Regions from separate parts of the Homo sapiens genome. Here regions 2 and 3 are each linked to region 1. Evidence: chromatin loops called from intact Hi-C (ENCODE). Cell type or tissue: HepG2. All regions are shown on one strand.

Region 1 (8,000 bases):
GGGACTACTGGCCTGGCTAATTTTTGTATTTTTCTGGAGAGATAGGGTTTTGCCATGTTTCCCAGGCTGAACTAAAGTGATCTGCCCACCTCAGCCTCCCAAAGTGCTGGGGTTACAAGCATGAGCCACTGCGCTCGGCCAAACCTGAAAACTTTTAAAATGAGGTTTCCATCCGTGAGAATGGGACCCCCAACCCATCCCCATCTCTTGTCCCACATAACAAAGTATGTGCTTATTTTATAGGCATTTACCCATCGAATAGCTTCTTTGAAAAGGCTTGCCTCCCAAATTCATCCCTCTATTCATCAGTTGCTTATTGACTCCTTTCCCTGTGCTGGGCCTTGAATTAAGGTCCTAATTCAGACATGAAATGCATGCTGATCAAACTTATTTGGGGGAAAAAGGAGGATTCTGTAAAATCATACCCACAAAAAAAAAAAAGGAAAAGAAAAAAAAAACCATTGAGTTTGATTCTTAACAACTTCATTGCTCCTGGATGAAGAGGGTCAATAAGCTATTGATACTCAGGACATGGTGGCGGTGATTGTGGGAGGGAGAATGGCTTTTGGTAGATCTGGTCTGGAGGTTCCTGCTTTCTGAGGAAGAGACTGCCTGAACCTAGACATTCCAAGTTCATTTTGTAGATGGCACTTTCCCTGCAGGACCAAAACTGCGACAGCCACAGGTATTTCCTAAACCACCAGTCCTGTATTAGGTGAGACTCACATGGTGGATAACCAACAGGTGGTCATAAAAGATGTACTTTTCAAGGCTGAGTGTGGTGGCTCATGCCTATAATCCCAGCACTTTGGGAGGCCAAGGTGGGAGGATCGCTTGAAGCCAAGAGTTCAAGACTAGCCTGGGCAACATAGTGACACGCCATCTCTTTTTTTTTTTTTCTTTTTCTTTTTTTTTGAGACAGAGCCTTGCTCTTGCTGCCCAGGCTGGAGTGCAGTGGCACAGTCTTGGCTCACTGCAACTTCCACCTCCTGGGTTCAAGTGATTCTGCTGCCTCAGCCTCCCAAGTAGCTGGGATTACAGGCGTGCACCACCATGCCCGGCTAATTTTGTATTTTTAGTAGAGATGGCATTTCACCATGTTGGCCAGGCTGGTCTCAAACTCCTGACCTCAGGTGATCCACCTGCCTTGGCCTCCCAAAGTTCTGGGATTACAGGTGCGAGCTACCGTGCCTGCCTAGACCCCATCTCTTAAAAAGAAAAAAAAAGATGCACTTTTCTGAGTAGGAACAATGATTGAATCCTGAAAGTAAAGAAGAAGGGCAGAGATTTATGTAGAGGAACCCTTTCGTGAGGTGATTTCTGGACTGGGTCAGTAGGATACAAACCTTATTGATGTGCTACTCATAGAATAAGAAGACCTGATGGGCCTCATAGTGTAGCTCAGAGAGTCCTGAATGAAGCTGTGGGGAGACCTGCCTCTTGTCGTCTTTCACCATGGCTGTCTGTACATCCAAGGCAATTCTCCAACCCCCTTGGGCCTCTGCTACCCCACTGGTGAAATGAAGGAGGTTGACCAGATGCCCCTGTGATTCCTTGCAGGGGCCTCAGTCCCACTTCTTGCTTTTGGCAGTGTTTGCCAGCTCAGCTCTTGGGTGTACCACCCCAGGCCTGTTGCTAGGTCCCTGGTACAAGCCTTTGGGACCAGTTTCAAGAGAGTGTTTAATACACAACCCTGCAGACTCTCACAGACCTTTCTGGGTAACACTTACTTCATTGCACTTTTAAAAATGAAAACGAAAGAAAATGCAGCTTAGCCGACTCACAGTAATCAGGGCTGACAGATGTCACTCAGAATTTTATTATTTAAAGCCACAATGATTTTCCAAATAACCTAAAAATATATAATCCAACCTCAAAATAGTGTCCTGTAACAGAGGCCAGGGAACCCTATAGGAAATGAAGTCAATATCTTGGCACCTCTTGCTTGCTGGTTCCGGGGCTTTGAACACTTTTATGTCCTCTGAGAAATACAGGAACATGGAACCATATCAAGTTGCTTAGTGAGGCCTCCAAGGTCTCAGAGAGCTGGGGGTGTCTCGGGTGCTTCTCCTGGGACCTAAGCCAGCGTGACACTTCTTCTGGTCCCAACAGCGTTTCCTCCTCATTCTATGAGAGCATGGGTGGAGATATAATAGCCTTCACGTATTTTAAAAATCAAGCATCTTCCTGTCAATAGGTTGTTCTGCTATATTCAGAAGATCACATTCTGAATCTGGCCACGTGGGTGTTAAAGATAGTTGCATAAGGAAGCTAAAGTTTATTGAGTAGATACTAACATCCAGACACTGTGCTAAACCCTCATTTATTCCTTATAATTATTTATTAAATACAGATGCTTCTCTACTAACAATGGGATCACGTCTTGATACCCATCATAAGATGAAAATATTGTAAGTCAAAAATGCAGTTAAGACACTGCTCTTACCAAACACTATAGCTTAGCCTAATGTACCTTAAACATTAGTAGAACACTTACTTTAGCCTACAGTTGGGCAAATCATGTAACACAAAGCCTGTTTTATAATAAAATCTTTTATTTTTTTTTTTGAGGCGGGGTTTCTCTCTTGTCATCCAGGTTGGAGTGCAATGGCACGATCTCAGCTCACTGCAACCTCCGTCTTCTGGGTTCAAGTGAGTCTCCTGCCTCAGCTTCCTGAGTAGCTGGGACTACAGGCATGCGCCACTATGCCCAGCTAATTTTTTTTATTTTTTTATTTTTTTATTTTTAGCAGAGACAGGGTTTCACCATTTTGGTCAGGCTTGTCTCGAACTCCTGACCTCAGGCGATCTGCCTGCCTCGGCCTCCCAAAGTGCTGGGATTACAGGTATGAACCACCTCCCGGCCTATAATAAAATCTTGAATATGTTATATGATTTATTGAATTTTTTTTAGTATCTTCAAAGTGAAAAACAGAATTGTTGTATGGGTACTTGAAGTGTGGTTTCGGCTGAATTTGTTTTGCTCTCACGCCATCATAAAGTAGGAAAATTGTATGTTGGGGACTATCTGCATTATTTATACTTATATCAATGACATTAACAGATAATTAATAGTGATGTATGAATTAAAGAAGCTTGTGAAATTTACTGCCCCATTTTACAGATGAGGAAGTTGAGGCCCCGAGAGACTAAGGAACTTGCCCAGTGTATGAGAGCTAAGAGATGGCAGAACACGTTGGGTTTGCATCTGGGTGGGTGGATAGGGGTTTGGGAGCTGGCATGAATTTCATTGCTGGCTAAAGATCCTGAGCCAGCAGTCCCCGGGCCAGCGGGTGGGACCAGCAAGGCTGTCTTCCTAGGACTGAGGATTGGAGAACTGGTCTGCCTCAACGTGGGAGGGAAGAGGGGACACTTTGCGCTTGGTGCCCATGCCCCACCCTTTCCGAGGAGCTGTCAGATGCTAGGCCCTGTGATCCCAGGTGGAGGCCCAGCAAGGTACCCGCTGCAAGTTATCTTTCCAGATCGGTCTCCAGGAAGCATCTCCGTGTGGCTTCCGAGCTGGGGGAGCTGCAGGCCGGGCTGCCAGCATCTGACTGGCTGTTATTTGGTTTTCTCTGACTAGATCTTTGTTTCTGTGAAACCCTTAGCTGCTGAGGCTCTCGTGCTGCAGCTTAATCGGCGCTGCATGGAGTGCTAGCCTGGTTAAGTAAACACCGTTGGAATATTACCTGTCTGTTAACCTGTCAAAATTGCTTTACAGCCCCCTTTTATCTTCCCCCCGACGGAATTTCCCCTGGAGTTTTCTGCCTCCTCTCTGGTTCCTTTCCTCGCCTGCCCTCCTTCTCCTGCAAAGCTTCCCCACCCCCGGAGTCATTAAATATTGTCAGAGTTCCGCCTCTTATGGCTGCCTTGTTTGCTCAGTTCAGATAAATTGTTGTTGACTCTGTGATGCAGACCAAGGGCACTGGGCTCCCAGCCCCAAGGAAGGAAGCATGAGGTCTGCCAGGTGGGAAGAGGCGAGGGGTCTGGGGGAGGATGCATGGGCGGGGGCCCTGCCTCCCTGGCTGCACCTCGCTCCCCCTGGTCGCCTCAGAAGGAGCCAGTGCTCTGTCCGGCCTCACCGTCTCGCAGGCCTTCTTCCTTCCCTGCTTGCCGGCACCACCCTCTCTCTAAACAATGAGTTTATGAATTTGAGGGTCTTAGGGGAACATCCAGTTCTAACCCTCACAGCCCTTAGAGGCTAAGCCCCGACTCCGTGTTTCGGTTTTAGGCTTGGACTGAATGAGTTCTAGGATTCTTTGGAGATTCCACCTTAAAAAAACTGTGGTAAAATACATATAACAATATAACATCATTTACCGTTTTAACCAACTTAAAGTATACGGTTCAGTGACATGAAAGCATTTACAGTGTTGTGCAACCATCACCACTATTTGTATTCAGAACTTTTTTCCAAGTCCTTTAAAAATCTTTATTGAATGAAAATTGGTATGCATAAATTGTACATTGTTTAATACACACATTTTGAAGAGTCTGGACGTATGCATACACCACCCCAAAAGGAAAGCCTGCGCTCATTAGGCGGTCATTTCTCCATTCTCCCTTCCCTCCAGCCCCTGCCAAACATTAGTCTACTTTCTGGCTCTATGGATTTGCCTATTCTGAATATTCTACATAAACAGAACCTCACAATATGTGGCCTTTCGTGTCTGGCTTCTTTCACAGAGCATAATAGCTTCAAGGTTCTGGAGATCCACTTTTGTCTTCTACTTAGAGGGTGGAGACTGATCTAAGGAACGGTGGGTGACCGCTGGAGACCTGTGGGGAGGTCTTAACTTATTTCTGGCAGTAGTTCCTTGTTCTTGGCAGCCTTGAGCCTCTGATCTCTCCAGCAGTGGCCTGGTACCTGGAGAATTTCTGCTGCATATTTGGGGAGGTCATTTTGACTTTCACTGAAACCGCCAGGCCCTCCCTCTTCCCTGGGCCTCTGCCACCTCCCTGATCCAGTCAGATGCTTCTGTCCTGCCATCTCTGGGTCAGAAATCTGACAACTCATGGAAACAGTTCATCTTTGGGCACTTGGGCTCAGCACACTGGGTAGAAAAGCCTCTCACTTTTAATCAGAGAGCCGGATGACAAAATTAGGGGTGTGTGTTTTGGGGTTAGCTGGGGGTTTGAGTCTCAGCTCTGCCATCACCTAGCTAGGTATCCTCAGTGCTCCCACCTATCAAATAGAAGTGGCCGTGCCCATCTTTTAGGACTATGATGATTGAATGCACTGATAACTTTAAGTTACTTTGTGTAGTGCCTGGTGTTTAGGATGTATACGGTAATTGGTGATTGTTAATGAAATCTAGGTTAAAAAGATAATCAGTGCAGTACCCCATCCTCCTACCACCCTATCAACGTTTGCCATTCTAGAGTTTTTAGCAACTTTTAGAAACCACACAGGGCTTTAGTGCATCTTGTCACTAGATGGATTTGCTAGTTTTCAGGATTCTAGAAGGCTCCAAACTCAGATCATGGTTTGGTCCGTGACAAGGAGAAAACCTTGGTTATATGCAAGACCGTAACAAAATTTCCCCATTTCTTTTCTTTTTTTCCTTTTTTTTTTTTTTGCCCCGCCATTTTTGGAATTTCTTATAGTCTAAGATGATTCTTACTATACTCATGTTTCCATCCCACCAAACCTTGAATCCATTGAGACTCAAATGGGCTCTAGAGAGCATGAAAGAGTTAACGTGTCCCTGAGTGCCCAGTTTCTTACAGGATTAGGGGAAAAGTGACTTTATTTTTATTTGCAGCCCGACTCAAGCTCAGTGTAATTCCACAAACTGTTGAATACCTTCTACGGGAGTTCACAGGCAGTCCGTGGGGATGGTCACAGGCACGTGATGTCAGGTTCTGTTTTTGGCTGTCTTGAGTGATTAGTGAGTTGCGTAACCTCTTTGTTCACCAGGTCCCTGTCTGGGAATCATTTGCCCTCAGCCTGTGTGTGTCCTGTGGGGCGAGAGGGGGAGTGCTCTGCTCACCACCCTGCACCCGCTGCCCGGCTCTGCTTCCCACTCTTGGCTGGTGCCCCGTGGGCCTTTCAGGCGATCTGGGCGGAAGTAGGTCAGGGACCTTCCAGCTGTGGGATCCCCAGTGGGGTGAGTCCGTTGCTTTGCTTGGCTGTTGGAGCTGAACCCACTTTTGTTTCCTAAAGGAGTAGCCTTTTAGTTTTAATTGAAAAAGCAAGCACCGTACTTCTGTCAAGCAAAAAGGTGTGAATTTCCTTCTTTTTTTTCCTCCCTGATATTATATGTGTATTTTTTTCTTTAGGAAGGGTGAGCCTGTGGATTTTCTTCCTAAAGTCAGTTTTATTGAGGAATAATTTACATACAGTAAAATTCATCCTTTTTTTAGTGTTCAGTGGACTCCATTTCTTTTTTCTTTTTTTTTTTTCTTTTGAGACAGGGCCTTGCTCTGTCATCTAGACTGGAGTACGGTGGTGCCATCAGAGCTCACTGCAGCCTTGATCACCCAGGCTTAAGCTATCCTCCTGCCTCAACCTCCCGAGTAGCTGAGACCACAGGCATGTACTACCATGCCTAGCTAGTTTTTCCATTTTTTATTTTTTGTAGAGACGGAGGTCTCACTGTATTGCCCACGGTGGTCTTGACCTCTTGGCCTCAAGTGATCCTCCCATCTCGGCCTCCCAAAGTGCTGGGTTTACAGGCATGAGCCACTGTGCCTGGCTAGGATTTCAGTTTTTAATGCAAGGCTGTCTTCCTAAAATATCCCCATAATCAGATTTGGAGTGCTGTGGCTTCATCTAGGCATGCAGAGTTGAGTACCTGAGAAGGCAGTGCTTGATGTATGGTCCTTGAGATGAAATGGATTCAGGCATACTAAGAAAGTGGTACAAGGGAGACACATTAAAATGAGTTTTTACCCTTTCATTGTGAGAGTTGAATGACAATTGCTAGACATTTGCCTATGTAGTTTTAGAAAGATTCTAACTGGAGCAGCGCTTGGCTGGAGGAGGTCAATTGTATGTCTGCGGAAAGGGTTCAGACAGACTTGTCATCATTTCCTGGCGCTGACCCTGGCTCTTACCTGGAAAGCCCCTAAACCACCCACCCCAGGGATCCACGGTGCAGGGAAGGTGGTCATGCAGAAAACAACCTCTAGCGAGTTGCTCGGCTGAGGCCCTCTGTAGGTGACCTTGTCTTGCCTCCAAAAGACTGGACCTCCTTTTCTTCTTCAGTGGTAAAAGGAGTTTCTTGGTGCCACCGTGGGCTCTGGGCAGAGACTGTGCCTTCCTCCCTTTTGTGTCTGAGTCGCCCCGCATGCTTTGGCGCAGGGAGTTTGGGCCAGAGCGATCTCCAGCCCCTTCCAGTTCACTGGCTCTGTGATAAGGTTCCTGGGGATTTTGTGTCATGTTGCTTGGAAACCAGATGGAAATAGGCCAATTACCATTGAAGTGGGGCGGCTCCTGAATGTTCCAGGACCAGGAGATTTGAGCTAGGCTTGGGACCTTCTCTTTGCTGGGTCTCTCCCTGGTCCTGCCTCCTAAGAAAGAGAAAACAAGCAAATACTCTGTCTACATTCAGATACGATGCCTTACATGAGAGTAAGAGAGCAGGAGGAAACTGCTCAGCTGCCTCATTTTCCTCCTGGGGTGGAGGTGGATGATTGTCTTGCCTTCAATCTTTAAGAGGCTGAAGCCAGCCTCTGACCACCTTGGGCATGATGGCTGGACCCGCAATGTGCCTGTCAGTAGAAGGAAGGGAGATTTCGAAGGCTGGAGAGGACAGCTTTGTCTCTTCGCAGCAGCCTGTGGGCTCCCAGCCATATCCTGGCTGAGCGATAGCACATCCAGCTTGCTTGGGGCCAGGGCTGAATCACCATGAATCCCCCACAGCTTGGCAGTGGCTGCTTAAAGAGACCCAGGGCTGAAATAACAGGGGAGGTTAGAGGCTCTCGCTGGAATCAGGCTAAATGAGAGAATGGCAAAGATGAGGGAATCTATCAGAATCTACTGAGATTCAGGGATA
Region 2 (8,000 bases), 110 kb after region 1:
TCCCATTAGGAGAGGAAGGAAATGAAGGTGGCCTGACATCCTTTCTGTCTCTAATTTATATGATTCACTGAAACCTCCCCCTCTTCCCCCGCACCCCCCTCCTTCGGCCGCCCCTTTGAATTCTGGTTCCCTGTCCACCGCCTCTGCCAGCCAGGGCTCTGGTTTTCAGCAAGCCCCAGCATGCCTGGGAGCCCAGGAGGGTTGCCTTCCGCTGAGATGAGGCATTTGGGCTCTTTTCTTGGCAGCTGTGCCAGAGAATCTACTCTTTGCCTCCTTCCTCTCTTTTCCCAGAGCCTTGCCCAGCTCTCCCCACCCCCACCCCTGCCCCAACAGGGATGGAACTGGTGGCTATAGGACCGCAGAAAAGAGAAAGGCTGTCAACAGAACACTGGCAGGCTCAGGGGACTTAGGGGCCAAAGCTGCAGAGAGGTTTTGTTTGCTTCCTTCCCCTACCCCCCAGTACATTTTAGGGGGAGGAGAAAGAGAGAGAGAGGGAGAGAGAACAAAAAAAAAAACACACAAGAGAACAAGAGAGAGATCATTCTCTTCCTGTTTTGCTGTGCTGCCTACACTTTTGCTCAAAGTTCTCTGCAAACATGAAAATCCAGTTTGGGTCTTTAATTAGAAAAGTGTGAAGACTCCCAAAAACTTTAGGGTTTTTGAAGTTCAGACCAAACCCTGGAAACACATTTAGGGGCTGGAGAGAGAAAGAGAGAACGACCCCGAGAAGAGCAGAAAGGGAGAGCCCAATCTCATCTGCTCATCTATCGTATTGCTATCAGCTGTTACCCGTTTCATTTATTGGACACCGCCTTTCTTGTCTCAGACCTGCTGGGAGCAAATCTAATACCCACCAACCCCGTGCCCAAGAAGGGTCTCTGGCATTCAGAGGGCAGCATGGTTCTTCCTAGCCCCTGGTTTACTTCTTTTCTTCCTCTCACCCTCCCAGAGGGAGGCCATATGGTGGAGTCTTCCGAGTCAGGGCCAAGGGCCAGAGCGGCTCTGGCCCTGGGGACAGTCCAGCAGCCCTGATGTGCCGTGTGGGTGGCCTGTTCTGTGAACTTGCTGCCTGACCTCCCTGTGCCTCTGAGAGTCCAGCTGCAGCCTTGGGTAACAGCCTGGCCCCATCGTGATGGGAGGGTGCCGAGGCCCAGCTTCCCCGCTCACCTTGGCACAGATGCCACAAGCTGGCCAGGCCATGTGGGGCCAGGACCAGGCAGAACAGACAGAGCCCCCATAAGCATCCTTTCCAGTTGAGTTGGCCTATCTTGGCTCATAAGGCCGTGGTGTCTCTAATGAGAGTGAGACAGAGACAGACAAACCAGGGGTTCAAGGAAGAGAGAACACAAATTAGAAAGATGAAAGATACAAGGGAAAGATACAGGAGTTGGATTTCTATGTAATGTAGCATGAAATAATAGCCAAGCTAGAGTATGGATTAGTCTTAGCTGTTTTGGAATAACGCCTTTATCAGTAGCTGAGCTAAATCATTCATGGTGAGGGTGTCTTAAGTGCCCTGCTCATGACTCCTGCCTTCATTACCTCCTCCCTGCATGTGGACACAAGTTCTCAGAACTTTTAGGGGTGGTTGAGGGAATATAGAAGGAGGTGAGGTAAGGGTTAATCTAAATGTTACAAACAATTTTATTGATTTAAAAAGGAAAAAAAAGGAGTAATGGAAGATGGATCTGGGCTTTATTGTACACATTTTAGGAATGGTTTATAGCAGGAAAATAACCACGGAAGTGGCTTAATGTCCTTCCTCTTCAGAAATGTGCTGACTGTATTTTTGAAATGGAGATAATGCCATAGGGAAATAGATTAATAAGAACAAATAGGCCGGGCACGGTGGCTCACGCCTGCAATCCCAGCACTTGGGGAGGTCGAGGCGGGCAGATCACGAGGTCAAGAGATCGAGACTATCCTGGCCAATGTGGTGAAACCCTGTCTCTACTAAAACTACAAAAATTAGCTGGGCATGGTGGTGCACGCCTGTAGTCCCAGCTACTCAGGAGGCTGAGGCAGGAGAATTGCTTGAACTCGGGAGGTAGAGGTTGCAGTGAGCCGAGATTGTGCCATTGCACATTGCACTCCACCCTGGCAACAGACAGAGATTCCATCTCAAAAAAAAAAAAAAAAAAAAATTAACTGAGTCTTTAGTACTTAACTCAGTCCTCACAACAAGCCTAGAAATTATCCCTGTTTTACAGATGGGTTCAAGAGATTTGAGGTAACTTGCCCAGGAGCCTACGACTCCTAAGAGGCTAACTAACCCAGGACTGGAACCCTGATCTGACTTCGTATCATTAAGCTGTGGGATCTCTGAGAATTGCCACCTGAAGTGTTTTCCTGTTGGTAGGAATGAGTGGGTTCATGTTCTAAGGGCCTCCCATGCTTTAAGATGACTAGCTTGTGCTGCTAGTGATCCATTCATTTATTCATTTGTTCATTCATTCATTCGTTTGCCTCTTCTTTGCCAGACAGTGAGCTTGGTACCCTCAACACAAGAAGAAAAACATGGCTGCTACTGCAGCCTGCAGCCTGCAGCTGACCGGGTCGACCTACACTACTGGGTTGGGGAACATCAGGAGGCGAGCAGGCTGCTGGCACCCACAGTCTGGGGACACATGCTCTTTCTCTCCCATATCAATGGGCAGTCCTGCTCGGTGACCCAGATCCAAACAACTCAGAGGTCCCACTGTGTCCTCACTGCAGACTGACCGCTGGCTCTCAAACATCTGGGTGGGCAGTAGAGGCCAACAGGGAACTTTAGGGACCAAGGGAAGAGGACTCAGCAGTTTATCCCTCATGAGGAGAGAGTGGAATCAGCGACTGTCTCTCTGGAACCTCACTCCTGGCCTGATTGCCAAAGGGGAGAAGAGCTCCTGCCTGGTCTCAAAGTCACTGTTTCTCTCTCCCCCTCGATCCCCATTGTTGCAGCAGGGCCAGGACTCTGTCCGGCCAGGTCCCCGACTTGTTCTAAATGGGTCATCTGCAGAAAGAGAAGGAAAGGCCTTATGATTGGCTGTTGGATGGCCCCTGAGGGACGTAGTGCATGAGAAGGAGAGGGAGGGCAGAAGGGAGTCTGGGACTGGGGTACCTATTATCTTTAAAGTCCATCTTTTGGCACAGTCCACCGGGACAAACAAGGGACCAGGTCGGCTGGTTCGGGAGGGTCTTTGATCTACCTATAAGTTAATGCTTTTCAATGGAGAACCGCAAAGCAGCCCCACCCAGGGCCTCGGAGATAACAGGCTGGTGCAATCACAAACCACCGGCCTCTTGATAATGCCGGGTTTTATTGAGGTCTGGTTTTTGCCCATTGGGAACACATCCGGCAAGCATCAAAGGGAGCAGGCGTCACCCTGTGCAAAGAATCGTGGGCCCTCAGGTGCGTGCACCTTGGGTTGCGTGTGTGGCTGTGTGTGCACAAGCTGGCCCGTTGGCAATTACCTTTCTGTAGATCAGAGGCCACCAGCCCCAGAGGGGCCTCGACAACTCATGAACTCTGTTCCCGCATTCTGGATGGTCCAGCTCCTAAGATGTCCTTGAAAATGGTAACTTAGCATCTTAAGTAGGAGGGTCACTCTTGTGTCGTTGAGTCCCTGACTCGACATCCCAAAGGCAGTTGGTGTGAGAAGTTTAATGGTGAGGTGAGGTGGACACTCAGAGGAGACAAAACCTAAAAGCTTATCAGACTTGTTCCTTTGCAGTCTTTTGAAGGTTTTTGCGTGGAAAGTTGCCCTTTGGCAATGGAAGAGTTAATGGGTGAACTGGGGGAGCCGTGGTCCTGGGGGAAGGGTCATCCCCACTCACCCCCAGGCTGTGCCTCTTGGCTGCCTCATATTTTATCTGGGCAGTCAGGATGCTGTGCACTGCGTATTGGCCTCTGGAGACCAGCGCAGAGAAGCACCACAATACAAACAGAACATCTGGAAGCTTTTTAAGGTTTGTTTTTTAACACTTTTGCAAGAGTCAGGACATTTGCACACGGGGTTTACTGGCTGGAGGGAACCCAGGGACTTGAGTCAAGTGGGAGATCTCTGACTTTGTGAGGAGGGGGTGGTGAGGGTAAGGAAAGGAATGTGGGCCGGGTGCAGTGGCTTACGCCTGTAATCCCAGCACTTTGGGAGGCCGAGGCAGGCAGATCACCTGAGGTCAAGAGTTCAAGACCAGCCTGGCCAACATGGTGAAACCCCGTCTCTATTAAAAATACAAAAAAAAAAAAAAAAAAATTAGCCGGGCGTGGTGGCGGGCGCCTGTTCTCCCAGCTACTCGGGAGGCTGAGGCAGGAGAATGGCGTGAACCCGGGAGGCGGAGCTTGCAGTGAGCCGAGATGGCGCCACTGCACTCCTACACTCCAGCCTGGGTGACAAGAGCAAAACGACGTCTCAAAAAAAGAAAGAAGAAGGTGGGAACACTGGAAGCAACAAGGTCCGATATTCTTCAGACTCACTTGTTGCAGTGACCTGTTGGAAATCCTTAGGCACAGAAAAGGAACCTGGAACAGAATCCTGGGTTCCTTGTCTTTCTGGTCTTGCTGGTATGGAGCAATTGGACGTCTTCTTCCTTGTCCCAATCAGCTGCAGTAAAAGGACTGAAAGAATAGAAGGCAAATCCCTTGGGAAAGAATGGACATGCTGGCCCTAAGGCCTCCGGGAGACATGCTTTATAGACTGGTACCTGTTCCTTTATCTTTCCATCTGGGCTAGCCAGGTGGGGCTGAAAACGTAGAGTGCAGGGAAGCCATTGATCCTGGTCCTGCAGTGACTTGGTACACCTGAGAGAGTGAGAGCCGGTTGGCTTCCTCCTTTTCTCCTCCTCTTCTCTACACCCCCTTGCCTCCCCATACTGACATCCTGGACTTAATGATTTAAGCCAAGGGAAACAAGGAAAAGCTCGGCTCAGCATTTTAGCAGAGCAGGCTGGGAATGAAATAATGAAGAAAAAAGTCATTCCCGGCAGGAGAAAGAATTTATACGGGACTTAATCTTTCTTTTTAAGGAGAGGGCATCTGCTTGTTCATCCCTCCCTCATTCTTGGTCACTGGTTTCTCGTTTAATTCTTCCTTCTCCACTCCACCTCCTTTATGGCCCCATTGCCAAGCTTATTGTCAGGGCTCCATTAAATATATGTGAAATCTGTGCTTGCTCAGAGAGTATCCTTGTGCCCATGGAGTTTATCTTGAAAGAGGCTCACGGTCACATGGCTGCCTTTATTAAGACAGTTCTTTTCGTGGGATGAGCTAATGCTTAGCACCTCATGGGAGCTGGCTTATTGTTTGCTGCTTATTAGGGGAGAAAACTGAGGCTTTGTGTGGTTATTTATGTGAGAGACTGAAAGGTGTCCACCCTGTTCTTATGGGAAATGAGGTGACACAGCTGCCAGGAATTCCACCCCGTCTAGTCACCCATCTGGCAGGTACAATGTTGGTTCCCAGGTCTACCCCAGCCACTCTTATTACAGTTTTTGCTTTGGAACCTCTTATGTCCTGCTCACGATCAGGATTCAGTACCTTCACCAGCTCGCAGCACACAGTTCCTCTTCTGGCTGGCTGCCCCTCTGCAATGAGCGATTCTTAACCTTGGCTCATCATTGGACTCAGCCAGGGAGTTTTCACTGCTGTCTCCCTCCTGCCCTCATAGATTCTGCCTTAACTGGGTTGGGATGAGGCTGAGACAGTGGAATTTTGAAAAGCTTCCTAGGTGATTCTATAGCGTAGCCAAGGTTAAGAATTACTCCTTTGGGACAGTGTTTCTACACTGGGGACACTCTTACTGTCCGCTCCCCCAATCCCAGGCATACCCCGATGTCTGAGACATTTTTGATGATCACGCCTAGGATCAGGTTGCGGGGGGCTCTGGCATCTAGTGAGTAGAGGCTGGGGATGGCACTGAACGTCGCACAATGCACAGGACAGTTTCCCACAACCAAGAATTGTCCCACCCCAAGCATGCCTGGTTGAGAAATCTTGCTCTAGACTAGTAGTTCTCACACTTGAGTTTGCATCAGAATCACCTGGAGAGCTTATTAAAGCAAATTGCTGGGCTGCACTCTCAGAGTTTTTTATTCAGTAAATCTGGAGTGGAGCTCAGGAACTTGCATTCCTAACAAGTTCCCAGGTGATGTCAAGCCTGTTGATCAGGGCTACAGTTTGAGAACCATTGTCTTTGAGTGACTCTGAATCCTACTTGCCTATATCTGTGCTATATTGTACCCATGATGATTACTAAAAATCCACAACAACGGGCTGGGCACGGTGGCTCACGCCTGTAATCCCAGCACCTTGGGAGGCCGAGGCAGGTGGATCACTTGAGGCCAGGAGTTCGAGACCAGCCTGGCCAATATGGTGAAACCCCATCTCTACTAAGAATACAAAAATTAGCTGGGCATGTTTTACACACCTGTAATTCCAGATACTCGGGAGGCTGAGGCAGGAGAATCACTTGAACCTGGAAGCCAGAGGTTGCAGTGAGCTGAGATTGTGCCACTGCACTCCAGCCTGGGTGAGGCTCTGTCTAAAAAAAATAAAAAAATCCAAGACAACACAACAATGACTTAACTAAGACAGAAGAGCATTTCTCTCTCACATAGAAATCCAGAGGGAGGCCATTTAAGGCTAACGTGATAGCTGTGGAGTTGTCAGCCATCTAGGCTCCCATCTTCCTGTTAGACCATCTGACTGCATGCCTTCCATTTTCCATGTCCCTGAGTCCAAGATGATTGCTGGAGCACCAGCCATCATGTCCTCATTGAAAGCAGAAGATAGTAAAGGCAGGCAAGTAAAAACTGGGCTCCTTCCAGCACCTTTTGAAGCAGCCTCCCCAGAAGTCCTGCAACACTTCTGCTTTAATCTCCTTGGCCAGATCTTGGTCACATGGTCATATCTCACTTACAGGAAGGCTGGGAAATGTAGTCTTTTTACTCTGATCTGCAATGTGTGAACTCCAAATTAGAGTTCTGTTACTAAGAGGAAAAGGTAGAATAGATACGGGAGTGGCCAACTAACAGATTATGCTCATCTGTGCACACCTACTCTTTCCTAAGGGTTGTGGTGTATTTGGCATCTACCATGTGCCAGCTGCTTTTCATGTATTATCTCATTTAATCCTAAGAGCTTTGCAAGGTGGATAATAATATCTCTATTTTGCAATGATGAAACTGAGGCTTTCAGAGATGAAGCCACCTGCCCAAGTTATCAGTCAGCAAATGGTTTAATTTAACATTCCACTTCGAAGCCAGGGCCACTTCTTGCCTTAGATGCTCTCACAGACCTGCTCTTTTCTTGCTGAGGCTGCAGGGTGTTGGTTTGAGCTTTCCAAGCCAAATTCCAGCTCCCACCCCTTTTGCCCAGCTCCCCTTCACTGTTACCAATATCTCTCCTATGATACTCTCTTCAAAAGGCTCTCGGAAAATACACTGTATTGACAAGATTAGTTTCTTATTGCTGGTGTGATAAATGACCACAAACTCAGTGGTCAGAATTGAATTGGAGAACACCCAGCAGGTGTCCGCAGCTCCGTGTCGGGGGGATAATCCCCACAGATTTGGTCACCAACATCTTCTGTGTTGATTGTTGTGGGGTGAGAGCAGAGGAAGAGCATGGTTGGAGAGAGTTTTCCCTGCACAGTCACGATGAGGGCTCAGAGGGACTGACAAGGAAGAAGATGGTTCTCCAGCTTGAAGAACTCAGAGAAACACGTTTAGTGGTTTATTCTAAAGGCTGTTACGAAGGCTACAGGTGAAGAGATGCATAGGGTGAGGTGTGGGGGAAGGGCTGTGGAGCTTCTATGCCCTTCCTGGATGCTCCACCCTCTAGGAACCTCCATGTGCTCAGCTATCTGGAAGCTCCCCAGAGAACCCTGTCCTCTTGGGGTTTTATGGAAGCTTCATGACATCAGCATTCCTTCCCCAAGGGTATAGGGCGGGTCCTGCTCTGGGGAGGGTCTCAAGACCTATAGTCAGAAAGGTGGGGAAGATTAGTCCTGCCTTCGGGAAGG
Region 3 (8,000 bases), 390 kb after region 1:
ATCCATGAATCCATGGTTCATTAAGAGGTAGAGAGACTAATAGAGGGTTACTGGGGGGTGGGGCAGAGGGGCAGGAGGGAGTGGCTAAGGTAAAAATAGAGTGGGTTCCCTTTATGTAAATGGAGTCAATTTTATATCACTGAAAAAGAGATGAAGATCAGGAGAGGAAAAATGAACTCAGCATGTTCTCACCAAAACCATTTCCAAATCCATCAACTCCTCCTTCCCTGTGCCTGTTCTCCCAGTTGGCTCTAATGAGTTGCATTTTTTCCCCTATGGCATGCAAACAAGGAAAGACCAGGAAGTACTATTTATTTGCGCCCGCCTCCTCTTCATGAAAATGTAAGCTCCATGAGGCAGTCTTTCTTGTTCATGGTTGCGTCCTAATCAAATATTTATGGCAAGAATGAGGAGTGGGAATAATTCTAGAGTGGAATATGACAGTGGGAAATAATGGTGATCAGATGAACCTCCATATAAAATCCTGAATGCTCAAGGGACATGTCTAACAATAGCTTCAAGGAACTATTGCCCCAAATTTAGCCTGGTTGTTTTCTGAGATTACCTGGCCCATGTTGTATCTGGTCAAAAAAGAACGATTCTCCAGAAATTCGGAGTAAAATAGTTCTAGTCTGTGCTTGATAAAAGAGGAAAAGCTCAATCAGGGCCCAGCAAAGTTTTCAGCTGTCAGAGTCAAGGGGAGACTGAGAAAATGCAGAGGAGAGATGGCAAAGAAAAGAAAAAAAGGAATGAGCAGGAAGAGGAAAGGGAAAGAATAGGAGGGCAGGTCATTGCATTTCTTGTGTGCAAGAAACCTGTCTTATGCCCGTAAGTGAATGTCATTTGAGAAGCAAAAATTCATTTGACTCTCAGAGGGATGAGAAACTGTGTAAGGACAAGTGGTAGAGTGTTATTGCAGAGATTCCAGTGTGTTCTTTGGCAATACCGTCACGTTCATGGATACGATGGAAGGTAGATATTTGTTTAGCACCTACTATGTTTCAGGCACTGTTGAGAACAGAAAGAAATGTATTCTGCTATCTTCTATGGCAGCCTCTAATGCTTCAGTTTACTGGCCAATAGGTGTGATCAGGGGCAGATCCAGCTTTTGTGTGGCATGAAGTTTATGGTTTTTTTTTTTTTTTTTTTGAGGCGAAGTTCTTTAAGAAAAAGAATTTAAATTTTAAAAATTCAAGAATAAGTCCAGAGCCTTAAAAGGAGCCTGTGCTTTTGAGAGGTGCTGAAGCTTGAGCTTTGTTTGCTTCATAGTAAATCCATCTCTGGCTGTAGTGATAGTTCATCGATTACTTTAATATAAACGTGCCACCATGCTGCCTCACAAACGTTCATTTTGGAAATCAGGGAAGGAAAGGGATGGGATGGAGCTGAAGTGGGAAAGTCAAACAGCTCCAGTGAATCCCCATGGCTCTAATTTAATAATAGAGCAAAAGACCGATTCTTAAATGAGTTTATTTTTATTCCCTTTTGCTAAAAATTTCAGTTTTGTTAAAATGGTTAGAAAAGAAAAGGTTTTATTTTAAGTGCAAACAAACAAATAACCCTGGATCTACATACAAACTCTTTCCGGTGTGGAGGACTCTCCTAGGTTTCCAGTCAATGTGTTGCTGTTGCCAGGGTGATAAGCTCTGTGCTTCTGGTGTTAGACTAAAAATTCCTCCAAAATATTTTATAATCTGGTGATATTGGGCTTTGACTAGATCTGATAGATATGGGGGTGAGCGGGATTCTGAGGAATTCTCTCCCAGCACTCCTGTGTCTCTTGCATTTTACTGTGTATCAGAGCCACTTGGGGAGCTTATGAAACTCTTTTTCCTGGCTATTACTCCCAGGAATTCTAATGCAGGGGGACTGCTGTACAGACCAGGAGACTCCAATGCAGTCAACTCCCAGATTGCTCTGGCTAAAATCTCCTCTATTAACAACCCTGCTCTATGTAGGAGGAATTATAAACATACTCAGCAAAAGGGGAAAGTGAGGCACGGGAAAGCAAAACAACTTGCTTCAGTTCCCTTCACAAGTTTATGTCCGAACAGAATATTTTGGCTTCAAGAAGTCCTGGCAAAGGCCACATACTGGGAAAAAGAGCATATTTCTGGAAGGGAGAACAGTCTAGCAAACATACAGATTTGCTAGGGAAGGGGGTAGTCGCAGTGGAATGGTGTGTGTTGATTTTAATAGACAAAGGGATTAGAACGAATAAGGTAGGCAAGAATTAGTGAACACCACAGAGACTTTTAAAAAGGACTTTGTGAGTGTTGGCAAGAGAAAAAAAAAATAGAGATTTTGTAAGAAGGGAGGGCCTCAGCGCATGGAAGGCTATGTCACAAACAAGGAACAGAATTTGATGTCTGAAGGGGTAGGGAAGGATTTGCACAGTCCCCCGCAGATCACAGGCCCTCAATCAATGTTTGTCGAAGGAATTTGCAAAGGAGGCCGAGTACTAATGTTGCCTCGATTTGATAACTACCATTTTCCTGGTTGCCATGTTCCTGGTGTGGGATGTCAGCCAGGAATCCAATAAGCAGAAACAGACAATGTGAGGTAATGCCAGAGAGGTTGGACTCTGGTTAAGACTGCCAGAGACACAGGCCCAGTAGTAAAACTAGCCTGAGAGGGTGAAGGTGACTGACTCTTTAGAGACACTTCTCCAATCATCTGGGGTGTGGGAGTGGGGATGGGGAGGTGTGCCCATGTGAGGGAAGGAGTGATTTCATCTATTTAATGAAAAATGACCTGAACGTTTCTCTGAACCTGGAAACTCCCCATCTAACTGGGGCCAAGGAAAACAGGATTAGGTCTTGTTTCTTCTACAATGGCTTTGCGTCTGCTTAGAATGAGTTAAACTGGAGGGAGCAGAAAAATCATCCCCTTTCATTGTCTCTACAGAGAAATCTGGAAGGCTCTGAATCATTTAATGGGTTAATACGACAGGCTTCTCTCTGGTTCCCTGTAGACACTGATTTTCTCTGGCTTCCTTTGCTTTTTAAGTGGATACTCCATTTCTTGGGTATGTGTTCATAGGAACGGAAAGTTTGCCATATTAAAACCAGATAAGCAAGTCACCCCTCTGGCATTCTGTCTACTGACAAGCTCCTGATTTCAGGTCTAATATTCCCTGTGACCTCCACAAGGGACAGCTTTTGCCCTGAAGCATGAGGTCATGAAAACCACAACAAACATTTTTGCCAGAGTGAGCAACTACTGACATGTAATTTTCTGTGTGATCTATTGGAGTGGCACTTTTCAAGATTTTTCTGCCTAGATTTTTGGAGATACAGTCTTTTCCTCAGCTTGTTTTCTAGGATTGCCAAAGGTGCTGATAAAAAACAAAAACATCACAGCAATCAGCACTCCACAATGTCTTTTGTGCTCAAATTTGCCAAATCATCCAACAGGAGAACTGGGTGAATAAATCCACAGGGCCACTTTCTTTTTAATGCAATGTATATTTATTGTAAACAATAATATACAAAAAAAAAAAAGAGAAAGAAAAAGGGAAAGGTAAGTTTCACGGAGAGAACAAAAGGTTTGGGGCTGGGAGGGAAACAAGTGAAACAAACAAAACACGAACACAAACCAAAGCTTTTACCTAAAGACAAAATATGATTTAAATGCCAGGTTTCTTAAGTTACAGAAGTATCTTTTTAAAAAGATCTGCTTTTATACAGAAATTGAAGGATGCCATATTATGAGTGCTTTAAGATTTTATTCTACTGACTTCTAAAACTGTTAATATATCTTTTTTTAAATAAAAAAAAAAGTTTGCTGTCTTTTTTAAAAAGCAATCCTCAAACTCTCTAGCCACAGCAGTAATTAAGATTAAGGTCTGTCAGTGGGCTGATCCCCTCCAGGTAGCCTCCCTCACTCCAAGAGAAGATGCAGAGAAATATGGATGACACATGCTTGCATTGTTTTTGTGTCAAAACACACACACACCCACACACACACACAATATAAGGCAGCCCAAAGGTCTGTGGCAGAAAACACTGCAAATGACTCAGTGATACACTACATTTGCAATCTCTCATTTATACAAAAAAAGAAACAAGTTTCCAGTTTGTTTTCAACAAAAACAACAAAGAAAAAAGGGATGGACAAAAAGGCATTTATACAAATCTAGGGTGAGGAATACAAAGAAACTTGCTTTTAATAATAAAAAAAGATTAAAGAGATAAATAAAAAAAAACTGGTTACAGTTAAGAACATAATTTAACAACAGATGACCATACCCTTTGAGGAAAGCTCCAACAACCTATTTTAAAGAAGGTAAAATTGGAAAAAAAAAAAAAAAAGAATTTTTTTTTGTTTTAATTAAAACCTCTCCTTACAAAATAAATAATTTTAGCAAGTGGAATGTCTTGAAGGTTAACTGCTGGTGTTCTGAGAGGCACAGGTGACAGAGCGAGCAGGCATCTGCCTTCCACATGGGGCCCAGGCAGGCAACCGGGGGCAGTGTGCTCGGGCACTTATTGGCTGCTGAAACATTCCCAGAACAGATTTCATCTCCTTTGCTTGCCTTTTACCTCTTTCTTAAGACTGCAGTGAACAAGCAAAGGCAGGAGGAAATGCACTAAAAGAGTGCAAATGTTTCCCAGCAGCACCGTTTTAAGGCTCAAGGTGTTTTTCTCTTCTTTAAAAAATATATATATGATAAAGCTTACCAAATGCTTCTCTAGACTATTGTTTACTCCCATAATTGCAAAATAAGGCCTTTATTTTTTTTTAAGGCAGCTCCTCCTTAAATCGCAAAGCCTGAGGAATTAAGCAAAGTTAACCCCCAAAACTGATCACATAACACAATTCTGTTTTTAAATGTTAATACAACAGGATTTTTTTTTTCTTTTTGTAAGAGAAAGCAAATCTGTACAAAAATACTCTGGTTGCAAGAAAAGCTAGGGCACACTGTTCAACTAAGAGTAGTTTAGCTGTTGGAAAAATAAGAGCATTTAATTTTATCTAAAAATATGTATAAATCCCCTCAAAATGGTAATGAATCATACACAGTACATACTAAAAATATTTAAAATAGAGAATATTCCTCACAGAGGACTTTTTTCTTTAATTACTGCTAAAAAAATAATTACAAAGTCCAAACAGGCAGAGAGATTTAGCACACTGATCACACGATTCTCCATCATCCTCCACGCTTGCTCTGAAGAGGGTTTAAAAAGTCCAGTTTCTCGTTGATTTCGCTGCTCCATTTAGCCAAGGTTGGCCTGGCCACTGATTGGCCACAAGTGGGTAATGCGCTTGGATAGGTCATGTTTGTGTCTTGGAAATTTGGGTACGAGTTGCCTTTAGCTTAAATGTCTTTAAGGAAGAAGAAGAAGAAGAAAAAACAAAACAAAATAAAAAAACAAAAAAACACAAATGTCCAAAGGGAATTCTGGTTGGTCCTCTCTTTCTTCGGTTATTTTTAGGATCATCTCGGCCATCTTCGCCCTTCGTGGGAGGCCTCCTCAAGGTCGAGTGAGCTGTGTGTAGACGGGTTGTTCCCAGTGCTGGGGGCTGTGGGTCTGCGGGATGGAAGGGACCCCAGAGGTGTCGGCGATGGGGGTGTACATGGGGCGCTGAGCGGGGTTCATGTAGGTGAAGGTGGAGTAGAGGCCGGTGCCCTGGCCTGCCGCGTGGCTGTAGTAGGAGCTGGAGTTCTGGTGGTCGGTGTAGTCGTACTGTGAGCGGGTGATGGGCGGGTAGGAGGGGCTGTAGTGTGGGAGGTTGAAGGGGCTGTAGGCGATCTGTTGGGGCGAGTGCTGCTGCTGCTCGCTGTAGTGGCTGGGGCTCAGCTGCTCCGTCTTGATGTGCGTTCGCTGGGACTGGCCCGGCTCGCTGCTCAGCGTGGTCAGCGTGTGCGCCTGTGGCTGCTGCGGGGGTGCCGCCGGCTGCTGTGGGGGCGCCGCCTGCGGCTGCGGGGGCGCCTGCGGGGCCGGCGGGGCCTGTGGGGGCTGCTGCGGGGGTGGCGGCGGCGCCTGCTGCTTGGACATCCACACGTGGCCCGCGCTCGCCGGGGTGGCCGCGGTGCTGCTGATGCCGTAGCTGCCCGTGTAGGTGACCTGGCCGTGCGTGGCCGGCACCCCCGGGTGGCCGTTGGGCGGCAGGTACTGGTCAAACTCGTTGACATCGAAGGTCTCGATGTTGGAGATGACGTCGCTGCTCAGCTCGCCGATGTCCACGTCGCGGAAGTCGATAGGGGGCTGTCTGCCCCCCTCTGGCAAGGGGCGCCCCTCTCGCTTCAGGTCAGCCTTGCCCGGCTGCACGTCGGTTTTGGGGGTGGTGGGTGGGGTCGGTGGGCCCTGGGATTGCCCTGTGGACAATAAAAGAACAAGCACGAGAAAATCAACAAGGGCTGTGCAGACGCCCTAGTCTTAGGCACCCTCCGGGGACCCTCCCTCGCTGCTAAAGTGTAATAAGGGCCCGCACCCGCGCAAGAGGCGCGCTGCACCGGAGATAAGTCGCCCAATGATTAACCCGCCGGTACACACTGGACAGCCCCCTTTTATCAGGGGAGGGTCTGGGGCCCGGAGGGTCCGGAAGACCTAATTGCTACTTGTGTAAGAGCCCTGTGTGTGCTTTTGGGGTGGGGGAGCAGAGAAGAAGGGAGAGGTCTTGTAAGGCTGTTAAGGGCATTTTACCTCCCAATAAAAAAGTTAATCTCTTCGGATGCTGGGATTGAGTTGGGGTGTGTGTGTTTGTGTGTGTGTTGTTTGGATGCCTCTTAGGCTCTGGGTAGAGAGGGGAGCGGGACGGGCGCAAAGGGCAGTGTGTCCCTCCCGGGAAGCATAAAGTCCCCACGAAGAATCTCCCAGGCGGAGGGCAGGGGGTGTGCCAGGCGGGACGGAGATAGCTTGTCCGGTGGGGTCGAGGGGCGACTCACCCGAGTGCTCGCCGGGGGAGTGCACCTCGCTCATGCCGGAGGAGGAGTGTGGCGAGTCGGCCTGCAGCGCCTTGAAGATGGCGTTGGGGGAGATGTGCGTCTGCTCCGTGGCCTCCTCTGCCTCCGCCTGCCCGTTCTTCACCGACTTCCTCCGCCGCGGCTGGTACTTGTAATCCGGGTGGTCCTTCTTGTGCTGCACGCGCAGCCGCTCCGCCTCCTCCACGAAGGGCCGCTTCTCGCTCTCGTTCAGAAGTCTGCTCGGGGCGGGGCGGGGGGCACAGAGAAAAAGAGGGAGAGGGGTCAGTGAAATCCGCCAAACTGTCAGGTCGGCGGGGAGGAGGCGGCGACCCAGACCACTCGGCTTCCTCTGCACACAACTCCATCTTCCCTCCTGCCTGCAACCACAGCTCATAACTTTTCTTAAAAATAAATAAATAAATAAGTTATTGCAGTCTGACCTGAGCGGTCACTCCCCGCCCCCTCCCTCCCCTCCCCTTCTATTTCTATTTTGGAAACGCTGGAGATGAAAACGACTCCCGGTGCTGCCCCCTAAACGCCTTTGCTGCTCGACTTACCGCCCCCAACCCCAACCCCCTTTGAAAACTTTCCCCCAAATTACTTAAGCTGCAAGAAGGTCCCCAATTCTCACCCCCCACCATACACTCCCACCTATTTCCAGTAGCCTCCCTCCTCCCGCCTCCCAGTTCCTGCCAAGGGTCTCCTCCAACCTCGGTTTCTCCCTTGCCCCATCTCCGTGGACAGTGGGGCTGCACGAGAGAGTGCAGTTTTAAGAGGCCGGGTAGGAGGGAGGCAAGTTTCACTTCCCCGCCCCGATTGAGCTTCCAGGCGACTGGAGAGCAGGCTGGCAGCCCCCTCCTTCCGTCTCCCACCAGTCTTCGTCCATCCTCCAGCTACCTCCCTCACCTCTTCCACTTACCACCCCCCTCCTCCGCGTCCCCGCGAGCAGCCCAAGAACTTTGTCAAACTCTGAGCCACAGTTACACCCCATTCCCACTCCCAACCCCATCCCGCCGGCTCCCGGAACGGCAACTCCCGGGCGATGGGAGGCGGGGCGGGGCAAATCAGCCCTGACCAGCGCCCCCAG

What was found. Peaks named below come from ENCODE experiments on the same cell type or tissue, not always from the same donor. Only the 100,000 strongest peaks of a DNase experiment are listed, where the experiment ranks them.
Region 2: a loop joins it to region 1, with 4 times the contacts of the local background. A loop is called at or near these places in 6 of 110 quality-filtered maps.
Region 3: a loop joins it to region 1, with 4 times the contacts of the local background. A loop is called at or near these places in 16 of 110 quality-filtered maps.

The regions. Positions count from the first base shown.
Region 1 is chr17:72,514,900-72,522,899 of GRCh38, reverse strand. All of the region lies in intron 1 of LINC00673 (long intergenic non-protein coding RNA 673), which reads left to right. Among named protein-coding and RNA genes, the nearest start is that of LINC00673, 74 kb to the left of the region's middle. RefSeq lists enhancers at 5,495-6,003, 6,966-7,155, 7,303-7,803. In HepG2, no CTCF peak of the experiment used is centred here; DNase peaks (open chromatin) are centred at 3,759 and 5,899; H3K4me3 peaks cover 866 bases.
Region 2 is chr17:72,408,725-72,416,724 of GRCh38, reverse strand. The region is part of intron 3 of LINC00673 (long intergenic non-protein coding RNA 673); the gene reads left to right. Among named protein-coding and RNA genes, the nearest start is that of LINC02003, 70 kb to the right of the region's middle. In HepG2, no CTCF peak of the experiment used is centred here; DNase peaks (open chromatin) are centred at 441, 3,244 and 3,864.
Region 3 is chr17:72,121,868-72,129,867 of GRCh38, reverse strand. It overlaps SOX9 (SRY-box transcription factor 9), which reads right to left. Exons shown (of 3, transcript NM_000346.4): 2 at 6,896-7,149; 3 at 3,452-6,325. The coding sequence ends at 5,481. Among named protein-coding and RNA genes, the nearest start is that of SOX9, 4.8 kb to the right of the region's middle. RefSeq lists enhancers at 6,150-6,673, 7,177-7,206 and a silencer at 7,863-7,962. In HepG2, a CTCF peak has its summit at 7,996; DNase peaks (open chromatin) are centred at 2,587, 3,157, 4,517, 6,537 and 1 weaker place; H3K4me3 peaks cover 4,327 bases.